2 separate regions of the Homo sapiens genome follow, and region 2 is linked to region 1. Evidence: chromatin loops called from intact Hi-C (ENCODE). Cell type or tissue: PC-3. All regions are shown on one strand. Each heading gives the region's core, and the rest is flanking DNA. Links, peaks and the distances in the headings are about the cores only.

What was found. A loop is a pair of places that touch in the nucleus more often than their neighbours do. Peaks named below come from ENCODE experiments on the same cell type or tissue, not always from the same donor. Only the 100,000 strongest peaks of a DNase experiment are listed, where the experiment ranks them.
Region 2: it touches region 1 in a loop (4-fold over the local background); 2 of 110 quality-filtered maps call a loop at or near these places.

What each region holds. Positions count from the first base shown.
Region 1 is chr17:47,311,642-47,322,815 of GRCh38, forward strand. ITGB3 (integrin subunit beta 3) reads left to right here. Exons shown (of 15, transcript NM_000212.3): 15 at 1-2,102. It overlaps EFCAB13-DT (EFCAB13 divergent transcript), which reads right to left. Exons shown (of 3, transcript NR_110880.1): 2 at 6,831-6,979. Among named protein-coding and RNA genes, the nearest start is that of EFCAB13-DT, 6.7 kb to the right of the region's middle. In PC-3, for the core only: a CTCF peak has its summit at 4,215 (motif pointing left); a DNase peak (open chromatin) is centred at 4,200.
Region 2 is chr17:47,113,069-47,123,258 of GRCh38, forward strand. It overlaps CDC27 (cell division cycle 27), which reads right to left. Exons shown (of 19, transcript NM_001256.6): 18 at 9,376-9,532; 19 at 4,635-7,949. The coding sequence ends at 7,867. Among named protein-coding and RNA genes, the nearest start is that of CDC27, 71 kb to the right of the region's middle. RefSeq lists an enhancer at 6,732-7,342. In PC-3, for the core only: no CTCF peak of the experiment used is centred there; a DNase peak (open chromatin) is centred at 6,823; H3K27ac peaks cover 689 bases.

The sequences.
Region 1 (11,174 bases), core at 352-8,351:
TAGAAGGCTATGGGGATAGATGTGTGGACACATTGGACCTTTCCTGAGGAAGAGGGACTGTTCTTTTGTCCCAGAAAAGCAGTGGCTCCATTGGTGTTGACATACATCCAACATTAAAAGCCACCCCCAAATGCCCAAGAAAAAAAGAAAGACTTATCAACATTTGTTCCATGAGCAGAAAACTGGAGCTCTGGCCTCAGTGTTACAGCTAAATAATCTTTAATTAAGGCAAGTCACTTTCTTCTTCTTAAAGCTGTTTTCTAGTTTGAGAAATGATGGGATTTTAGCAGCCAGTCTTGAAGGTCTCTTTCAGTATCAACATTCTAAGATGCTGGGACTTACTGTGTCATCAAATGTGCGGTTAAGATTCTCTGGGATATTGATACTGTTTGTGTTTTTAGTTGGGAGATCTGAGAGACCTGGCTTTGGCAAGAGCAGATGTCATTCCATATCACCTTTCTCAATGAAAGTCTCATTCTATCCTCTCTCCAAACCCGTTTTCCAACATTTGTTAATAGTTACGTCTCTCCTGATGTAGCACTTAAGCTTCATTTAGTTATTATTTCTTTCTTCACTTTGCACACATTTGCATCCACATATTAGGGAAGAGGAATCCATAAGTAGCTGAAATATCTATTCTGTATTATTGTGTTAACATTGAGAATAAGCCTTGGAATTAGATATGGGGCAATGACTGAGCCCTGTCTCACCCATGGATTACTCCTTACTGTAGGGAATGGCAGTATGGTAGAGGGATAAATAGGGGGCGGGGAGGGATAGTCATGGATCCAAGAAGTCCTTAGAAATAGTGGCAGGGAACAGGTGTGGAAGCTCATGCCTGTAATTATAACCTTCAGCTACTAAGACAGGTGTGGTGGCTCACGCCTGTGATTATAATCTTCAGTTACTAAGACAGAGTCCATGAGAGTGTTAATGGGACATTTTCTTTAGATAAGATGTTTTATATGAAGAAACTGTATCAAAGGGGGAAGAAAATGTATTTAACAGGTGAATCAAATCAGGAATCTTGTCTGAGCTACTGGAATGAAGTTCACAGGTCTTGAAGACCAATATTATTTGTCAATATGTGGGGATAACCTGTAGCTGCATTCATGAGGTAGCAAATAGCAGTTTTGGCCTGTGGGGTGAACAGCTAAACAGTGTTCTGGCATCAGATAACACGGCACAAAGGGATTGTGTCTAGCTCTTTTGGAGAAAATTTATGTCCAGTCTCAGGATCTGTGGACAATAACGGAAAACTTTGAATATTCCTGACAAGTTGCCATATTAGGAGTCAGTTCTTTACTTCTCTGAGATTCCCAGGTCATCCATGATTTTTTTTTTAATTTGAGACAAAGCCTCACTCTTGTTGCCCAAGCTGGAATGCAATGGCAAGATCTCAGTTCACTGCAATCTCTGCCTCTCAGGTTCAAGCCATTCTCCTGCCTCAGCCTCCCCAGTAGCCGGGATTACAGGCACCCGCCACCACACCCGGCTAATTTTTGTATTTTTAGTAGAGACGGGGTTTCACCATGTTGGCCAGGCTGGTCTCGAACTCCTGACCTTAGGCGATCCACCTTCCTCGGCCTCCCACAGTGCTGGGATTACAAGTGTGAAGCACTGTGCCCGGCCAGTCATCCATGATTTTAATGGGGTCCAAAGGCCTCTTTTTCTTTGTTAAGTATTCCTGGTTGAAATTTCTTTTCTTTTTTTTTTTTTTTTTGAGACAGAGTCTTGCTCTATCACCCAGGCTGGAGTGCAGTGGCACGATCTCTGCTCACTGCAAGCTTCGCCTCCCGGGTTCACGCCATTCTCCTGCCTCAGCCTCCCGAGTAGCTGGGATTACAGGCACCTGCCACCACGCCCGGCTAATTTCTTTTTGTATTTTTAGTAGAGACGGGGTTTCACGGTGTTAGCCAGGAAGGTCTCGATCTCCTGACCTCGTGATCCTCCCGCCTCGGCCTCCCAAAGTGCTGGGATTACAGGCGTGAGCCACTGCCCCCGGCTGTGGTTGAAATTTCTTAAGTGCCTTCCTCACTTCCTAACCACCTTCTCTGTTTGGGTTTGTGCAACAGTAAATTAAATGTACTTTCCAAAAAGAATTGGCCTAAGGCTGCTCAGTGCTTCCTGTGTTGTTATTTCTGTTTCCTTTGGATGAAAAGAATAGGTGTCATTGACTCAGAAATGATTATTTTAGAACAAGCATGTTTCCAAATGTAACAGAATGATGACTACTATGGGTACTGAAGCTAGCTTCAGAATCCAGAGCTTCTCTTTAGATTTTTTTGTTGTTGTTGTTGAGATGGAGTCTCGCTCTGTTGCCCAGGCTGGAGTGAAGTGAGCGCGATCTCGGCTCATTGCAACCTCTGCTTCCTGGGCTCAGGAGATTCTCCTGCCTCAGCCTCCCGAGTGGCTGGGATTACAGGCGCCCACCACCATACCTGGCAAATTTTTGTATTTTTATTTATTTTTGAGATGGAGTCTCTCTCTGTTGCCCAGGCTGGAGTGCAGTGGTGTGATCCCTGCTCACTACAACATCTGCCTCCGGGGCTCAAGCAATTCTCCTGCCTCAGCCTCCTGAGTAGCTGGGATTACAGGTGTGCATCATCACATCCGGCTAATTTTTGTATTTTTAGTAGAGACAGGGTTTCACCATGTTGGCCAGGCTGGTCACAAACTCCTGACCTCAACTGATCCGCCGGCCTCGGCTTCCCAAAATGCTGGAATTACAGGTGTGAGCCACCAGGCCCGGCCCTCTTTAGACTTAATATTTTTTAAATGAGTAGGTTATTACTGTTCTAAGAGTTTGCGGTTTTTTTTTTTTAATTGGGTATTATTTAGGAACTTGTGCAACCTCAAAAGAACAGACTGCCAGTGTAGCCTAGATTTTGTTTGTAGGAAGCATAAATGGATAAAATAATAGCTTAATGGCAAATTATTTACAGGACCATTTAAATGCCTAAATTTTATTTAAGGCAGTGGGTGTCAAAGTGTGGTCCCAAGACCAGCAACATCAATATCAGCTGGAAACTTGTTAGAAATGAAAATTGACAGGCCCCACCCCACAGCTGCTGAATCAGAAAATCTGGGAGTGGGGACCCATGATCTGTTTTAAGAAGCCTCCCTGGTGATTCTAATTCATGCTCAAGTTTAAGAACAACTGATTTAAGGAATCACATATTTAGCCTTCTTGCCTAGAAAGAACTTTATAGTAAGGCAGCTTAGTTACTATATACAGTTAATAGCAAACCTTGCCTGACATACTCAGAAGATGAAATATCCACCCACACAAAATGAAAATCTACTTTGACCTATTTTCCAGGTTAAATGATCTTGGGTATCTTGCTTTCACTCATGACCACAAATTCCCATGAAAAACTGGAAGAATAGAATCCTGGGGAAAAACTAACAGGATACTTTTTATGTGTACTAAGACACAAGCAAGGAAATATTCTTACAGAATTTATTCACAGGAGATAGGATCAAAATCTTAATTATTAACATTATCATCCTATAGGATGCTAGAATAATACTTAGAATTTTTTACTTTACAGCCAAAAGGCTGTTTAAAATTTATTGAACACCAACAGTGTGGGACTGAAGTACCTTACAGAACACTGATAACATAATCTTTGTCTTTAAGTCCTTTTTTTTTTTTTCAGACGGGATCTCATTTTGTTGCCAGAATGCAGTGGCATCATCATGGCCACTGCAGCCTTGACCTCCCAAGCTCAAGGGATTCTCCTGCCTTGGCCTTCCAAAGCGTTGGGACTACAGACACATGCCACCATACTCGGCTAATTAAATACATATTTTTTTGTAGAGATGAGGTCTCACTATATTGCCCCGGCTGGTCTCAAACTCCTGGGCTCAAGCAATCCTTCCACCTTTACCTCCTAAAGTACTGGAATTACAAGTGTGAGCTACGGTGCCTGGCCTGAGTCTTAAATTCCTAACATAATGTACATTTTTTGAGCATAATACAATACATGACATCATTAAGAGATTACGTGAACATAGACTGAGACCTTTTATGGTGAAATCTTGTGAGATTCACTATGTTTTATTTACGTCTTGGTAACTGCTGACTAAATGTCTGGATGAAAATAGAGGATCTTATGTAAAATGAGATGAAAAGCTATATGTCAAGCCACATTTGTAATCCTTTAACGCTTGGCTTCGGTAGTCCAAACTCTACAGTAACAGAGCCATCTAATGGCCACTGGGACCAATTACAAGCAGATTGCCTGGGAATTACTCAGTTTTCACAGTATAATGGAACCATAACGTATGCTCTGCAAATAAGCCATTTAAAAATCATTTCTAATTGGTTTTATAATACAATATATTTATGGAAGTATATATTCCTAATTTGTTTTAGTTTGGTTAAAACATGCAAGGAGGCAGTCTTAGAAGCTTGTGATTAGGGTTAAGTATATCATTACATAAAAATTTAAAAATCCACTTAATGTGGCTACCTAAGAATGGTTTGTATGTGAAAAGAAAATGAAGAGGTCAGGAACATGACTGCCTTCCTTGAGGCTGCTAATGTTATAATGAAGCCCCTCCAACTCCTTGCATAAAGGAAACACTTTCATCAGCTGTATATTTTCTGACACATCAAAGATTGCTCACAGAAAGCACCATTTAGAAAATTTAGGAGCCTTTAAACAAAATGTCCATTTTAAATTATTCTTTAGCAGTGTCCCCAATAAGAACTTGTAAGGAAAACGTTTCACAATTGATTTCATTTTAGTATAGTAATTGGATTTTCCAGTGACTCATACAGAATTGGCTTGATTCTTTGGAGAGATCACAGTGATGATGTGTAAATATCGCTTTGGTGGCCAATGGAAATACTTCGTTAAGAAATTGGAAAAAAATGTTGATGGGTGTGTGCTGGACTTTGCCTTTCCTGACCCTTACACTCACCATTGTGACAGAGATTGCTGATTGTGCCCAGTATGTTTTCTCCTTCTCACATAATATTAGAACTTCTGCTGTTTAGTTGGGCACATGGTTGCCCAGAATAAATATTCTTTTATTACTAATAAGCAAATTTAGTAAAGTTGCTAGATACAAAGAGCATGCAAAAATCTTGTAGCTACATGTGCCATGTCCATCTCATAGACAATGAGATGTAAATGAAAGAGGTGTATGCAACTTCCAGTAAATGCTGTTTAAGGGAAGGAACATACTTTTCTCCATTTCCTTCATCTTGCAGGCGGGAATGCAGAGTTAATACCTAGAAGTTAAGTAGCCCTCATAGCTCAATATGTGACCTTGGGGATTGTATTATTTTATTTATTTTTAAAATTTTTTTAAGGAGGTAAGGTCTTGCTTTGTTGCCCAGGTTGGACTCGAACTCCTGGGTTCAAGCAATCCTCCCACCTCAACCTCCCCACGTAGCTGGGACTACAGGTGCATGCCACCACACCCAGTGGGGATTGTATTAGTTATCTGTTGCTGCATAAGAAATTACTCCACAATTTAGTAGCTTAAAACAACAAACATTATCTTGCTGTTTCTGTGGTCAGGAATTTAGGAATGGCTTAGCTGGGTGGTTCTGGCTCAGAGACTCTCATGAGGTTGGAGTCAAACTGTTGGCCAGGGCTGTAGTCGGTTGAAGGCTAAAAAGGGCTGGAGAATCCTTTTCTAAGATGGCTTACTCACATGGCTGTTGGCAGGAGGCATCAATTCCATGCTGGCTATTGGCAATAGACCTTAGTTCCTCACCACTTGGATATCTCTATAGGACTGCTTGAGTGTCTGCATGACATGTCAGCTAGTTTCTCCCAGCGGGAGTAATCCAAGAGAGAACAGGGAGGAAGCTACAATTTTTTTATGACTTAGTTTTGTAAGTGTTACACCATAATTTCTGCCATACACTATTCATTAGAAGTAGCCCACTAAATCCAGCTAACATTCAAGAGGAGGGAAATAGATGCCACCTCTTGAAGGGAGGAGCATTGTGTACAGAATCATTGCCCCCCAAAGACAGCCACATCCCCATCTCCAGAACCTGTGAATATGTTACCTTACGTGGAACAAACAACTTTGTTGACATAATTAATGATCTTTAGATGAGGCAATCATCCTGGATTATCTGGGGAGGCTCAATGTAATCACAAGTGTCCTTATAAGAGGGGGTCAGGGCTGGGCTTAGTGGCTCATGCCTGTAATCCCAGGACTTTGGGAGGCTGAGGTGGTTGGATCACTTGAGGCCATGAGTTTGAGACCAGCCTGGCCAACATGGCGAAACCCTGTCTCTACTAAAAATACAAAAAAATTAGTTGGGCATGGTGGCACGCACCTGTAATCCCAACTACTTGTGAGGCCAAGGCATAAGAATCGCTTGAACCCAGGAGGCAAAGGTTACAGTGAGCCGAGATTGTGCCACAGCACTCCAGCCTGGATGACAGAGTAATACTCTGTCTCAAAAAAAAAAAAAAAAAAAAAAAAGAGAGGGAGTTAGGGGGGCCAGAGTGAGAGTGAATGGAAGTGGGTCAGACTGATATGGCCATAAGTCAAGCAATGTATACAGCCCGTAGAAGTTGGAAAAGGCAAAGAATGGATTCTCTTCCACGGCCTCAATAAGAAATGCAGCCTTTGATTTTAACACTGTAAGGCTCATTTTGTACTTCTGGCCTCCAGAAACTTGGGATGATAAATTTGTGCTATTTAAGCCACTAAGTTTGTGGTAATTTGTTACCACAGCATAGGAAATGAATACAAATATCAAAGTGTTTGTGGACATATTTTAAGACTACCTCAGGCAACCCTCTGGTCACAAATTATTTATAGTTCTCCCACATGCAAAATAAACTTACCCCTTCTAAGGCCCCAAAGTCTTATCCCATTATAGCATCAATTCAAAGTTCAGAATCTTATCCTCTACGTAAGTCCAGGGAAGATGAGACTTCTTGGGTGTAATTCCTTAAATACAGCTACTCAAGTACATGCTTTTCAATCTGAAGTTCTGCGAACAAAAAGAAAAAGGTCATATGCTCCTTTCCCCACAGCAACCAATGTAAAACAGCAGGGGCAGGGAGATAACTGCTATAGACACTCCTGTTCCAACAGGTGGAAACCAAGGTGCACAGAAGTCACTGGTTCATAGCAATTCTGAAATCCATTTGAGTACAGGTTTGCAGTTCTACACTCAAAGCCTGGGAATAACTCCCTATGGCTTTTGGTTCCACCTTCTGGGCTCTTGGTTTTATCCTCTAAGTCATCCTTTTTTGTGTGAAAGGGAGATGTGTTTGGACCTAAATAGTTTTCTTAGCCTGCTTCCTGTTTGTAGAAATGCGTTTGTAGAAAGGGTCCAAAGGCCCCTTTCCTTTTTGTACTCTTTTTCAGCTCAAGCTGACAGTATTTCTGACAATACAATTCTCTTAAAACAATTTTTGAATCTACTGTGAATCTTACTGGGTTTTAGTCCAGGAGACAAAAGCCATGGCAGCAAATACCTTTGAGATATGTCTTTTTCTACCTTGGGCTTCTGCTGAAGGACAAAGACCTTAAGTTTCTTAGAAGCCCTATTGTTTGAATGAGAGGACCTGTGAGCCATACTCTTAAAATCTTTTTTCTGAGACGGAGTCTTACTCTGTCACCGAGGCTGGAGTGCAGTGGCGAGATCTTGGGTCACTGCAATCTCCGCCTCCCGGGTTCAAGCAATTCTCCAGCCTCAGCCTCCTGAGTAGCTGGGATTACAGGCACCCGCCACCACGCTCGGCTAATTTTTTTGTATTTTTGTAGAGATGAGGTTTCACCATGTTGGCCAGGCTGGTCTCCAACTCCTGACCTCAGGTGATCCACCCACCTCGGCCTCTCAAAGTGTTGGGATTACAGGCGTGAACCACTGCACCCAGCCACTCTTAAAATCTTTAGAGAGTCTTTGCCTGATTGAACAGTACTCCGAGGTACCATCCTTAAACACAACAGGCGTGGGGAGTGGGAAAGCGGGTGATGGAGGGTGGATTGAGGGGTATTTACAAAAATAAAAGACATGGTCTCAGCACTCAGATATTTCAGAATCTTTGGGGAGATAAACTATATACATTTAAAAAGCACTAAAGAATTACAGGTCATATCCCTAATGAGTATAGATACAAAAATCCTCAACAAAATACTAGCATACTGACTTCAACAATACATTCAAAGAATAATTCACCATGATCTAGTGGGATTTATCCCTGGGATGCAAGTATGGTTCAACATATGGGAATCTATAAATGTGATACACCACATAAACAAAAATCATATGATCATTTCAATAGATACATAAAAAGCATTTGATGAAATTAAACATCCTTTCATGATGAAAATTCTCAACAAATTAGGTATAGAAGGAACGTACCTCAACACAATAAAGGTCATATATGATAAGCCTACAGCTAACATTCTCAACAGTGAAAAGTTGAAGGCATTTCCTTTAAGATCAGGAACAAGAAAAGGATGCCCACTCTTACTGCTTTTTTTTTTTTCAACATAGCACTGGAAGTTCTAGTCAGAATAATTAAGCAAGAGAAATAAAAGGCATCTTAATAGGAAAGGAAGCATTGGAATTTTCTCTTTGTTGACAATATGATCTTATATATAGAAAACCCAAAAGACTCCACCAAAAAACTGTTAGAACTAATAAAGTCAGTAAAATTGCTGTACACAGTCAACACACAAAAATCAGCAGCATTTCTAGAGGCCAACAACAAATCCAAAAAAGAAATTAAGAAAATAATTCTACTTATATTAGCAAAAACCAAAACTGAAACAAAAAAGGTGTAAATTTAACCAAGAAAGTGAAAGATCTTTATACTAAAAACTAAAAAACACTGATGAAAGAAATTGGAAAAAACACAAATAAACGAAAAGACATCCCATGTTCTTGGAGTGGAATAATTAATATAATTAAAATGCCCATGCTACTCAAAGTGATCTATAGATTCAATGCAATTCCTATCAAAATTCCAGAGTTATTTTTCATGGAAATAAAAAAATCCTAAAATTCATATGGAACCGTAAAAGATCCCAAATAACCAAAGCAATCTTGAGCAAAAAGAACAAAGTTGGGCCAGGTGTGGTGGCTCACGCCTGTAATCCCAGTACTTTGGGAGGCCGAGGCGGGCAGATCATGAGATCAGGAGTTCAAGACCAGCCTGGCCAACATGGTAAAAAAAAAACCCCGTCTCTACTAATAATACAAAAAAATTAGCCAGGCGTGGTGGTGCGCGCCTCTAGTCCCAGCTACTTGGGAGGCTAAGGCAGGAAAATCACTTGAACCCAGGAGGTGGAGGTTGCAGTGAGCCGAGATTGTGCCACTGCACTCCAGCCTGAGAGACAGAGCCAGAATCCATCTCAAAAAAAAAAAAGCAAAAAAAAAACAAAGTTGAAGGCATCACAGTCCCTGACTTTAAAATAAACGACAAAGTTACAGTAATCAAAACAGCATGGTATTCCATAAAAACAGATGCATTGGCCAATAGAACATACTAGAGAGTCCAGAATTTACAGACAATTGAATTTTGATAAGGAGCCAAGAACACTCAATGGGGAAAGGAATCTCTTTGATAAAAACTGTTGGGAAACCATATATCCATGTGTAGAAAAATGAAATTGGACCCTTATCTCACACCGTATACAAAAGTCAAAATGGATTAAAGACTTACCTGTAAGACTGGAACTACTAGAAGAAAACATAGAGGGAAAGCTACTAGAAGAAAAAATAGAAGAAAGCCACTAGAAGAAAACAGGCGGAAAGCTCCACTACATTGGTCTGGGCATTTTTTTGGACATGACCTCAAGAACACAGGCGAGAAAACAAAAAATAAACACATGGAATTACATGAAACTAAAAACTTCTGCACATCAAAGGAAACAGTTAACAGAGTGAAGAGACAACCTGCTGAATGGGAGAAAATATTTACTAATTATACATCTGACAAGAGGTTAATATCCAAGATATACAAGAAACTCAGTAGCAAGAAAGCAAATAACCTGATTTTAAAAATAGACAAATAATCTGAATAGACTTTTAAAAAAAATTTTTTTTTGTAGAGATGAGGCTTCACTATGTTGCCCAGGCTGGTCTCAGATTCTTGGGCTCAAGCGGTCCTCCCACCTTGGCCTCCCAAAGTGCTGAGATTATGGGTGTGAGCCACCATGCCCAGCCTGACACAGCCATTCTTAAAAGAAGACATACAAATGGCCAACAGGTTTGCGAAAAAAAAAATCACTATTATTAGGGAAATGCAAAATAAGATTACAATATCACCTCACACCTGTTAGCATGGCTATTAAGCTGGGTGTGGTGGCTCACACCTGTAATCTCAGTACTTTGGGAGGCTGAGGTGGGCAGATTACTTGAGGGTCAGGCGTTTGAGACCACCCTGGCCAACATGGTGAAACGCCATCTCTACTAAAAATACAGAAATTAGCCAAGTGTGGTGGCACATGCTTGTAATCCCAGCTACTTGGGAGGCTGAGGCAGGAAGATTGCTTGAACCCAGGAATGGAGGTTGCAGTGATTTGAGATTGTGCCACTGCACTCCAGCCTGGGCAACAGAGTGACTCAATCTCAAAAAAAAAAAAAAAAAAAAAAAAAAAGAATTGCTATTATCAAAATGATGAAAAAAATGTGTTGCTGAGGATGTGGAGAAACCTTTTACACTGTTAGTGTTATTACAGCCATTATGGAAAACTATATGGAGGTTTCCCAAAAAATTAAAAATAGAACTACCATATGATCCAGCGATGCTATTTCTGGGCATATATTGAGTAACTGAAATCAGTATATCAAAGACTTATTTGCACTTCCATGTTCATTTCAGCATTATGCACAATCGCTGAGATAATGGAATCAACCTGTGTCCATCGATGGATGAATGGATAAAGAAAATGTAGTAAACATATGCAATGGATACTATTCAGCCTTAAAAAAGAATTTCTGTCATTTGTGACAACATGAATCAACATATGCAATGGATACTATTCAGCCTTAAAAAAGAATTTCTGTCATTTGTGACAACATGAATCAACTTGGAGGACATACTAAGTGAAAAAAGCCAGGCACAGAAAGACACATACCACATGATCTCACTTATATGTGGAATCTTAAAAAGTCAAACTCATAGAAGTAGACAGTAGAATAGTTGTTAGAGGCTGGAAAGGGACGGGGC
Region 2 (10,190 bases), core at 2,084-10,083, 200 kb before region 1:
AGACCCTGAGACCCTGTCTCAAAAAACAAAGCAAAAAACCCTCACTAAATTGAACACAACATCAACGTTCAATAGCCATTCCCCTTCTCCTTTGCTAATAAAATTCCAGTTTCTTTGTGTTCCATCGCAGGACCATGATTTATCTAAACTGGTCATTCTTGGTCAATACATTTGGCTAAAAATAAATAATATCAAAATTGGTCACAGCAAATCTATTCTTTTTTTTTTTTCTCGGCTCACTGCAACCTCTGCCTCCTGGGTTCAAGCAATTCTCTGCCTCAGCCTCCCGAGTAGCTGGGAATACAGGTGCCCGCCACCATCCCTGGCTAATTTTTGTATTTTTAGTAGAGTGGGGTTTCATCATCTTGGCCAGGCTGGTCTTGAACTCCTTACCTCGCAATCTACCCACCTTGGCCTCCCAAAGTGCTGGCTCTGTCACCCAGGCTGGAGTGCAGTGGTGCAATCATGGCTCACTGCAGCCACAGCCTCCCTGGGCTCAGATGATTCTCCCACTTTAGCCTCCCAAGTCGCTGGGATTAAAGTCACATGCCACCATGCCCAGCAAATTTTTCCTTTTTTTTTTTTTTTTTTTTTTTTGTAGAGACGGGGTATCCCTACCTTGCCCAGGCTGGTCTTGAACTCCTGGCCTCAAAGGATCCTCCTGCTTCAGTCTCCCAAAGCACTGGGTCTATTATTCCCTTTCTTATTCAAACTGAATTCTGCATTTTCAAGGCCTTGAATTTTCAAATACAGCTTTTTCTTTCCCTGAATTTGTTTGGGATTCAAATACAGCTTTTACTCTCAATTGAAAATTCTATGTTGATGATGTTGACAAGATTCTCTCCTTTGACCAAAACTTTGGGCAGGCCCCTCTGAGTCCTTTCTGATTAGGCCTGACCTTGGGCTTCCCTCTCTGTCCTTGTAGAATATAGTTTGAAAAAAAAATCCTGCTAAATCATTTTAGAAAAAATCTCCCATCTTTGATATCTTATCAATGTAGTCAGCTTCCAGCAATAATCCTATCAAGTCAGTTTAGCCAGAAACCCCTTATCTTTGATGTTTTCTCTTAGTAATTTTCCATCAACTGACCCCATTCTGTTCCTTGGATATACACCTCCACTTGTCCCTGTTAAAATCAGAGTCCTATCTCTCTCCCCTACTGCAAGACCCCATTGCAGTAGGCCCTATACCTATGTCCATGCCCCCCATTGTGTCTTATGATCTTTAGCAAGTGTCATAAATACATTTTTCTTTTTTTTTTTTCCTTTTTTTTCTGAAACGGAGTCTCGCTTTGTCATCCAGGCTGGAGTGCAGTGGCGCGATCTCGGCTCACTACAAGCTCCGCCTCCTGGATTCATGCCATTCTCCTGCCTCAGCCTCCCAAGTAGCTGGGGCTACAGACGCCCGCCACCACGCCCAGCTAATTTTTTTTTTTTTTTTTTTTTTTTTTTTTTTTTTTTTTTTTTTTAGTAGAGACAGGGTTTCACTGTGTTAGCCAGGATGGTCTTGATCTCCTGACCTCATGATCCGCCTGCCTTGGCCTCCCAAAGTGCTGGTATTACAGGCGTGAGCCACGCTCCCGGCCATAAATACATTTTTCTTTTTTCCTTTGAGACAGGGTCTTACTCTGCCACCCAGGCTGGGTACAGCAGTGCCATCATGGCTCACTGCAGCTTCAACCTCTGAGGCTCAAGTGATCCTCTCACCTCAGCCTTCCAAGTAGCTGGGACCAGAGGTGCACTCCACCATGCCTGGTTAATTTTTACCCATTTTTTGTAGAGATGGGGGTCTCACTATGTTACCCAGGCTGGTCTTGAACTCCTTGGCTCAAGTGATCCATCACCCTTAGCCTCCGAAAGTGCTAACATTGCAGGCATGAGCCACGGTGCCCAGCCTACATTTCTCTTTCTTCTTTTCTTTTCTATTTTTTTTTTTTTTTTTTTTTTTTTTTTTTGAGATGGAGTCTCGCCCTGTCACACAGGCTGGAGTGCAATGGTGCGATCTCGGCTCACTGCAACCTTCATCTCCCAGGTTCAAGTGATTCTCCTACCTCAGCCTACAGAGTAGCTGGGACTACAGGCGCACGCCACCACACCTGGCTAATTTTTGTATTTTTAGTAGAGACGGGGTTTCACCATGGTGGCCAGGATGACCTGGATCTCCTGACCTCGTGATCCATCTGCCTTGGCCTCCCAAAGTGCTGGGATTACAGGTGTGAGCCACCGCGCCCGGCCCATTTTTCTCTCTCCCTCTCTTTTTTTAATACAGACGGGGTCTTATTATGCGGCCCAGGCTGGTCTCTAACTCGGGCTCATCCGCACATCTCGGCCACCCAAAGTGCTGGGATTACAGGTGTGAGCCACAACGTCTGGCCTACATTTTTCCTAAGAGTGTTGAATATTAAAAGGATGCTTGAGGCTGGGGCGGGCGAACTGCTTGAGCCCATGAGTCTGAGACCAGCCTGGGCAATATGGCAATACCCCATCTCTACAAAAACACAAAAAATTAGCTGGGAGTGGTGGGGCATGCCTGTAGTCCCAACTACTTGGGAGGCTAAGGCAGGAGGATCCCTTGAACTTGGGAGGTAGAAGATGCAGTGAGCTGTGATCGTGCCACTGCATTCCAGCCTGAATAACAGAGCAAAACCTTGTCTCCAAAAAAAAAAAAAAAAAAAAAAAAAAAAAAAAAAAAAAGAATGCTTGCAATAGAGGAAGTTAATAAAAATGCAAGAACTGAAAGAAAATTGAAGATTTATAACTTTCTACTTTAAAGCAAATCCTAGTCACTCAAAGAGGGAAAATATATTCCAATTTCAGTGGCAGAAGAGAAGCAGCACATAGATCAAAGCCCTAACAAAGGACTATACTACAACAGATCTGGCTGATTAATAATAAAGTTTCCTCTGTAAAACCTGGACCTTGATATTGGCCTACAGTAGACTTTATATTTAAAAATGCTAGGCTGGGCGCGGTGGCTCACGCCTGTAATCTCAACACTTTGGGAGGCCGAGGTGGGCAGATCACGAGGTCAAGAGACCAAAACCATCCTGGCTAACATGGTGAAACCGTCTCTACTAAAAATACAAAAAAAATTAGCCAGGCGTCGCGGGGAGCGCCTGTAGTCGCAGCTACTCGGGAGGCTGAGGCAGCAGAATGGCGTGAACCCTGGGAGCTTGCAGTGAGCCAAGACTGCGCCACTGCACTCCAGCCTGGGTGACAGAGCGAGACTCCGTCTCAAAAAAAAAAAAAAAAAAAAAATGCTAGAGAGGGCCAGATGCGGTGGCTCAAGCCTGTAATCCCAACACTTTGGGAGCCCACGGTGGGCGGATCACCTGAGGTCGGGAGTTTGAGACCAGCCTGACCAACATGGAAAGCCCGTCTCTACTAAAAATACAAAAATTAGCTGGGCGTGGTGGCACATGCCTGTAGTCCCAGCTACTCAGGAGGCTAAGGCAGGAGAATCGCTTGGACCTGGGAGGTGGAGGTTGCGGTGAGTCGAGATCGCGCCACTGCACTCCAGCCTGGGCAACAAGAGCGAAACTCTATCTCAAAAAAAAAAAAAAAAAAAAAAAAAGGCTAGAGGGCTGGGTGAGGTGACTCACGCTTATAATCTCAGTGCTTTGGGAGGCTGAGGTGGGAGGATTGCTTGAGGCCAGGAGTTTGAGATTAGCCTGGGCAACATAGCAATACCCTGACTCTACAAAAATAAAAAATAAAAAATGAGCCAGGTGTCGTGGTGCATGTTTAGTCCTGGCTACCTGGGTGGCTGAGGTGGGAGGATTGCTTGAGTCCAGGAGTTCGAGGCTGCAGTGAGCTATGATCATACTACTGCACTCCAGGATGCGGGGCAGAGCGAGACTGTCTTTAAAAAAATGCTAGAGAAGACAACTTACAGTTACCATTAAATATGACTTGAAACCTCCAGAGGAAGTCCAAAACTAAAATATAAGATTCTGAACATACACTAATGCCAAAAGTGCCCAGTTTTATCATTTAATAGCTGAGCCTGTTTTCTGTTTTGTAAAATGAAGTAATACCTACCTTCTAGTGATGAGAATTGAAAATACCATCCACAAAGCAAGTAACACAATCCATAGACCAGGATCTCAGCAAACATAGCTTTTAAACAAAGTTTGCACTTACAAAGAAAAATAAAACCTATACTGAACCTTCATGAACCATAAGTTGTCAGCTAAACAAGCCAAAGAATAGCTCCATGTCTAAGCTGCTGTTTATCCTTGTTCAGCTGACATTAAATGGCAGGTCCTAGGGAAGGTTATGAGGTCTGCATTGTTCCCCTTGGAACTGCCCAGCTCACCCCACCTTCACATGTTTTTCCCTGTTACTGCCTTTTCTTCAAGTCTGAATAAAACCCTTCAGCTCTTTGTACTTTCTCCAAGATACCAAAAAAAAAAAAATTTCAAATTAGAGTAAAATTTAGTTTCTACATCTTACTTCTTTCAGATCCTGACCTTTTTAAATAGATTCTAATTGGAACAAAAAAACCTTTGTGTCCCTTTTGAAGAAATTTCAGAAATCACGTGATCAAAGAATAAGCAGTTGACTTGCAAATTCGCAGCTGCTGGTTGGTAAGGGGCTTCTGTAGTTTGAAAAAAGGTATTCTAAAAATTACCATTGTTTTTGTCATAGTATTTATTTTGATATTCCAAATAATACTAAAAAAGAGTATGACCGTTTAAAAATATAAATATATTAAGAGTGTAAGTTTTAAAAAATTAGATAAACATTGCTCTAGTTTTTTGTGAAACATAAAACTGTATCTCTGTTTTTCTGTGCCTTCTTATTAAAATACAGATGGCACAGCTTTCATATAGCTTTAACAACTTGATTATAAATTGCTTTCAAAAGTAACTTATTTGGATTTTCCATATCCTTTAATGAATTGCAAATATATTAACAGAAAAGACTTTCCCCCTCAACACTGTACAATTTCTGAAATAAGTCAGTTAAAGCAAAAAGAAGACACAAAATTACATTGTTTCAATGCAAACAGAACACACACTTCATACCCACACTTGCATTTTCCCAGGTTTTCACAAAGAAAATGGGTCACCATATTTCTCAGTGAAGACTCATACTATACTCTGGCTAATCAGAGACTTCCAAACTTTTTTCTTCAAAAAGAGCATTTTTAATAGACTAAATACTGGTTATCACTGAGTTTTTGTTTAAGGTACAACAGCAGCATGGTTCAAATGTTACTTGTAGTTCTCGGAAAAATTAAAAATTTTAAGTGATGAATACAGAAAATGTAGGGACCACCTTTCATTCTTTTGAGTACCACTGTTCTCTTGAAAAAATATTCTAACCTTCTAAAATCCCAGAGTTAAGAACCATTTCCAAGGGGAAAAACAAATCCAAGGCCACAACATAACTTCTGAACAAGTGTGTGCGCGTATATATATATGTATATAGATGTATTAAGTTGGTGCAAAAGTAATTGCAGGTTTTGCCATAAAAGTCATGGCAAAAACCACAATTACTTATGCACCAACCTAATATATGTGTGAAACAGAGAAAAGGATGTCAAACTACTTAATTTAATTTCTGTAAAATAAACTTCTGAAATTTGAAGCAAACATTTTGCTTGATCAAAATGTGTTCTTCTTCGGGTTGTTTGATCCCCATTCCATGCAAAAAACAAAACCAAACAAAAAAAGAAACTGCAAAAGCCAGAAAGTGTTACTACGTGGGAAATAAGGCTTCAAATACCTAAATGACTTTGAAAGTAGGTATGAGGAAAAATAAAATAGGCCAAGCTTGGGCGGAAACTGTCCCCCAACCAGCCATTGCCATGGCATGTCTTACAAAACGATCCTTTTATCCTTGGTCTCAAAAAATCAGTACCAGAAAGACTCTCACCTCTGGCACATAAATTCCTGCTACAAAAAGATAATTATACTTCAGCAAGTTATGTTCTAAGCTTAGCTTTCTCCAGGCTTTATAACGCAGAACTCAGGTTGAAGCTTTCTATAAAACTCTAAATGACACTGTTATACAGCACCTTGTGCTTTGCCAATTAAAAAAATAAAAGAATCTAAAATTAAATATTACAGAACTAATGGATAATACAATAGCATACGTGTTAGAATCCAAGTGCTAGCCTCTGGGAATTTTTCATTATATTTATTTTCTCCCAACTGTTCCTTTTTTTTAAAAAAGTATTGTTTTAGACAGTACATATACATAAATTTAGGTAGGGAAATCTGTTAAATATCTCTCTGGCACCTGATACCTAAAGACCCTGACTTGAATTAATTTATAAATTGTACCTAATCCATGTTCAAATGAGATTAACAGTAAATTATAGAAAATTACTGAGTCTACAGACTAAAATTTTTTTCACATCTTTTGTAATCCACCTTATTTTCACAGCTTGACTAACAAATACAGGTAAGTTTGTCCTCCATCAAATAATCCAGAATAATAACTGTAGGCCTGTCATTCATAAGAAACTATAATTTGTTATATTCTGACACTGGCACTTAATAAAATGTTAACAACTAAAATTTCTCTAAAAATTTCAATACATTACAGTAAAGGAGATAAACAATTTAAGACTGTTTAAATCTGTTACTGTGGAATTCCAATAATTATCATTTTATATGCATAATTGAATTCTTAAAATTGTGGCCATTTTCCAAAGACACCAATCTATATTATGACAAACTCAGAAGAGAACCTATCTCCTTCATAAGAATGTTTTTTCCCCCAAGCTAAAAATTTCCAACATCCTAAACCCAATTACTCTTAGTAAATGTTTTGGTGACTCACACTACTGAAAAAATCTGAAGCAGAGAGTCAAAAAGAATGGAAAGGATCTCAACCAAAGGTAACCACACATTCTTACACTCTGCTTAAGCAAACACTTAGAAAAGTCAAAGGGATGTTTTGAACAAATATAGATTCAAGGTTATGGTACAATTCTGATTATATTAAGGCTTTCACTATCATGATCTCTTAAAAGTCTCTCCACTTTAGTGTTCTCCTTCTGATTCATATGGTGAACTTAAGGGGTTATTAAGGGCCTTGTTTTGGCTTCTCAGTGGGGAACCACTCTATCATCTCTGAATGTTAAAGGTGATCCCACAGAGCTCAAAGAGAAGAGGCAATATGGTAAGAAACAATTTTAAAGTTTGCAATACCAAGACAACAATGATCAACACTTTGAAGCAAGATGAATAAATTAAAATTCTTGGTTAGACATTAAAGCATTCTTGCCAAGAATAAGAGTACACTGTATGGAGGGATATTTGATTCCTACATACGAGTCCCAATATGCCCATTACATTTGTTTATGGGAGATACTGCAAGTTTAAGGTAATTTACATTCCTTGGCAATCAAGTCACTGTTATAGGCAACGTCTTTTATTGTTCCATCTGGCACTTGCAAACACCATTCTTGAAGAACCTAGAAATGAAGGTCAGTTACTCTGTTTATCAGGAACAGAACCAAATAAAAACAAATTTTTGAAAAAGCAACCAAGAAACTCTGGTTCATCACTATTTTCCATATCTAATGGTTCCTTCAAGATAAAGCATAACTCTTCCTTTCATGATACTTTCCAACAAAGGGAGATTAAAGAAAAACAGAAAAGAAAGTTCCCCACCCTACCCCCCATAAATTGTCATTCATACTGGTAAAAGAGCCAGTCTTGTTAGCAGCTAAATATTGCACTGCCTTTCATTCTGTATACAGTCAGGGTCCAATGAAAGTGGCACACTCATGGTATAAGTGACGGACGATGACACCGCCAGCTCAAGAGTAAAGACTCAGTATACAGAGGGACAAGAAACACGTCAGCACTAGTCACACATCCAGTTGTAAAAGTCTGATTTCCAGAAGTTAAAATTCATCACTTTCAGCTGCATGAAGTTGTGTGTCATCCGCATCTGTCATGCTGCTCTCCTGGGATTCATCTGTTCCCACTTTAAAAATAAAACAGAAGTCCACAGTAAGTTTTCTGACAAATATGTCCTGTTGGTTCATGAAAACAAGTAAGAAAAATTGTATTATATTCAGAGAGATAAAACCCTAAATAAAGGCCCTTAAAAATCCTCATATCCTTTAATAAAATGCAACTCAAGTTTCCTAACTTTATAATAGGTCTGATATTAGCTTACTGCATTTTACCTTTAAGTTTTAACTACCAAAACTGCCTCTTCCTAATGAGTTCCTTATTCCTGCCCTAGGAATTACAACTAGCTAGTTCTCTGAGACATTAAAAAAAAAAAATTGACATTTCCCCCAACCTCCAATCACTGACTCCACTTTAAGAATACTCCCTGCTAGTCCACAGAAACACAGACTATAACCTTCAGTTTCAAAAGGTTTATGGGGTCAGTCTATCAGTCAATCAATCAATCAATCATCTATCTTGCTCTGTCACCTAGGCTGGAGTGCAGTGGCACAATCATAGCTCACTGCAGCCTCAAACTCCTGGGCTCAAGTGGTATGATTCTCCTGCCTCAGCCTCCCAAGTAGCTGGGACTATAGACACGTACCACCACAGCCAGCTACTTTTAAAAATTTGTTTAGAGACAGGGTCTCACTGGCTAGTCGTGAAATCCTAGGCTCAAGCAATCCTCCCACCTCAGCCTCCTGAGTAGCTGCGATTACATACGCAAGCCATCATGCCTGGCATATATATACTTTTTTTTTTTTTTTGAGACAGAGTTTCATTCTTGTCATCCAGGTTGGAGTGCAATGGCGTGATTTCGGCTCACTGCAACTTCAGCCTCCTGGGTTCAAGCAATTCTCCTGTCTCAGCCTCCCGAGTAGCTAGGATTACAGGCGCCCGCAACCACGCCCAGCTAATTTTTGTATTTTTAGTAGAGACGAGGTTTCACCATGTTGGTCAGCTGGTGTCATCTCCTGACCTCAGGTGATCCACCCACCTCCACCTCCCAAAGTGTTGGAATTACAGGCCTGAGCCACTGCGACTGGCCCCATGGCTTATAATTTTAATTAAAGCCTTTCACCAAGTTTTCTGGAACAAAGGCATCTAATCAGAATTTATCTTGTCAGAAATTTCTCCATTCTGTTATTTAAAAAACTACATTTTTATGAAGCAGATAAAACAGTACTGGTTACATATTCAAACATAAATTGAGGTCCAGGTAAAACTTAGCAATGAATTTGTCAAAGTCACACAGCAAACTAGATCCAGAACAGAGACTCATTATCTGACTTTATATGCATTTTGTTATTACATCACCCTGTTCAATTTCCCTAAAAGTCCATTTGGTATAATGAAAACACCATGGTTAGAAAAATAAAATAAAAGAGTAGCCTACAAATCCTTATGCAAAAGGTAACTTTCTAAATACTCAAAATCATATGTATGATACTTACTGATCTGTTCTTCTTGGGTTATTGGCTCCTCATCATCTGGAAGATAACGCTTATCAATTGCCTCTTTAATCTGGTTATTGGCTCCTTTAGGATCTAAATCCATAGCCCAAGAGAAATTCATCAGGGCGAGGTGCGTTTGACCTAACTTCTTGTAAACCTAAAAATAAACAGCAGCACTACATTTTTCATTAAGTTGTGAGCTTCAACTATAAAATTCTAACTATATATATACTTATTTATTTATTTTTGAGATGGAGTCTCACTCTATTACCCAGGCTAGAGTGCAATGGCACGATCTTGGCTCACTGCAACCTCCACCTCCCAGGTTCAAGCGATTCTCCTGCTTCAGTCTCCTGAGTAGCTCGGACTACAGGTGCCCACCACCACCCCTGGCTAATTTTTGTATTTTTAGTAGAGACAGGGTTTTGCCATGTTAGCTAGGCTACTCTCAAACTCCTGACTCAGATGATCCACCTGCCTCCCAAAGTGCTGGGATTACAGGTGTGAGCCACCGCGCCCAGCCTCTACAATTCTAAATATTTATAATTTAAATTAGGCTCCTGATTTATGTGCTCTAAACTCATTCTAAGGGTAGGACATTTTCTTCCTACAGATGAACTCATACCAGCTTTTGAGTTCCTTTTAATATAATCAGACATTATTTTCAGAATTCCTTGCTTCTATCTTTCAGGTAGTAAGTTTCCAATAAATATCACTCTGACTGGAGCAATGATAATGGGATTAAATGGATTATAAACTGCTTAATTAACTTTCATTTACAGTGATTTTAAATTGAGTTATATCAACTCTTTACA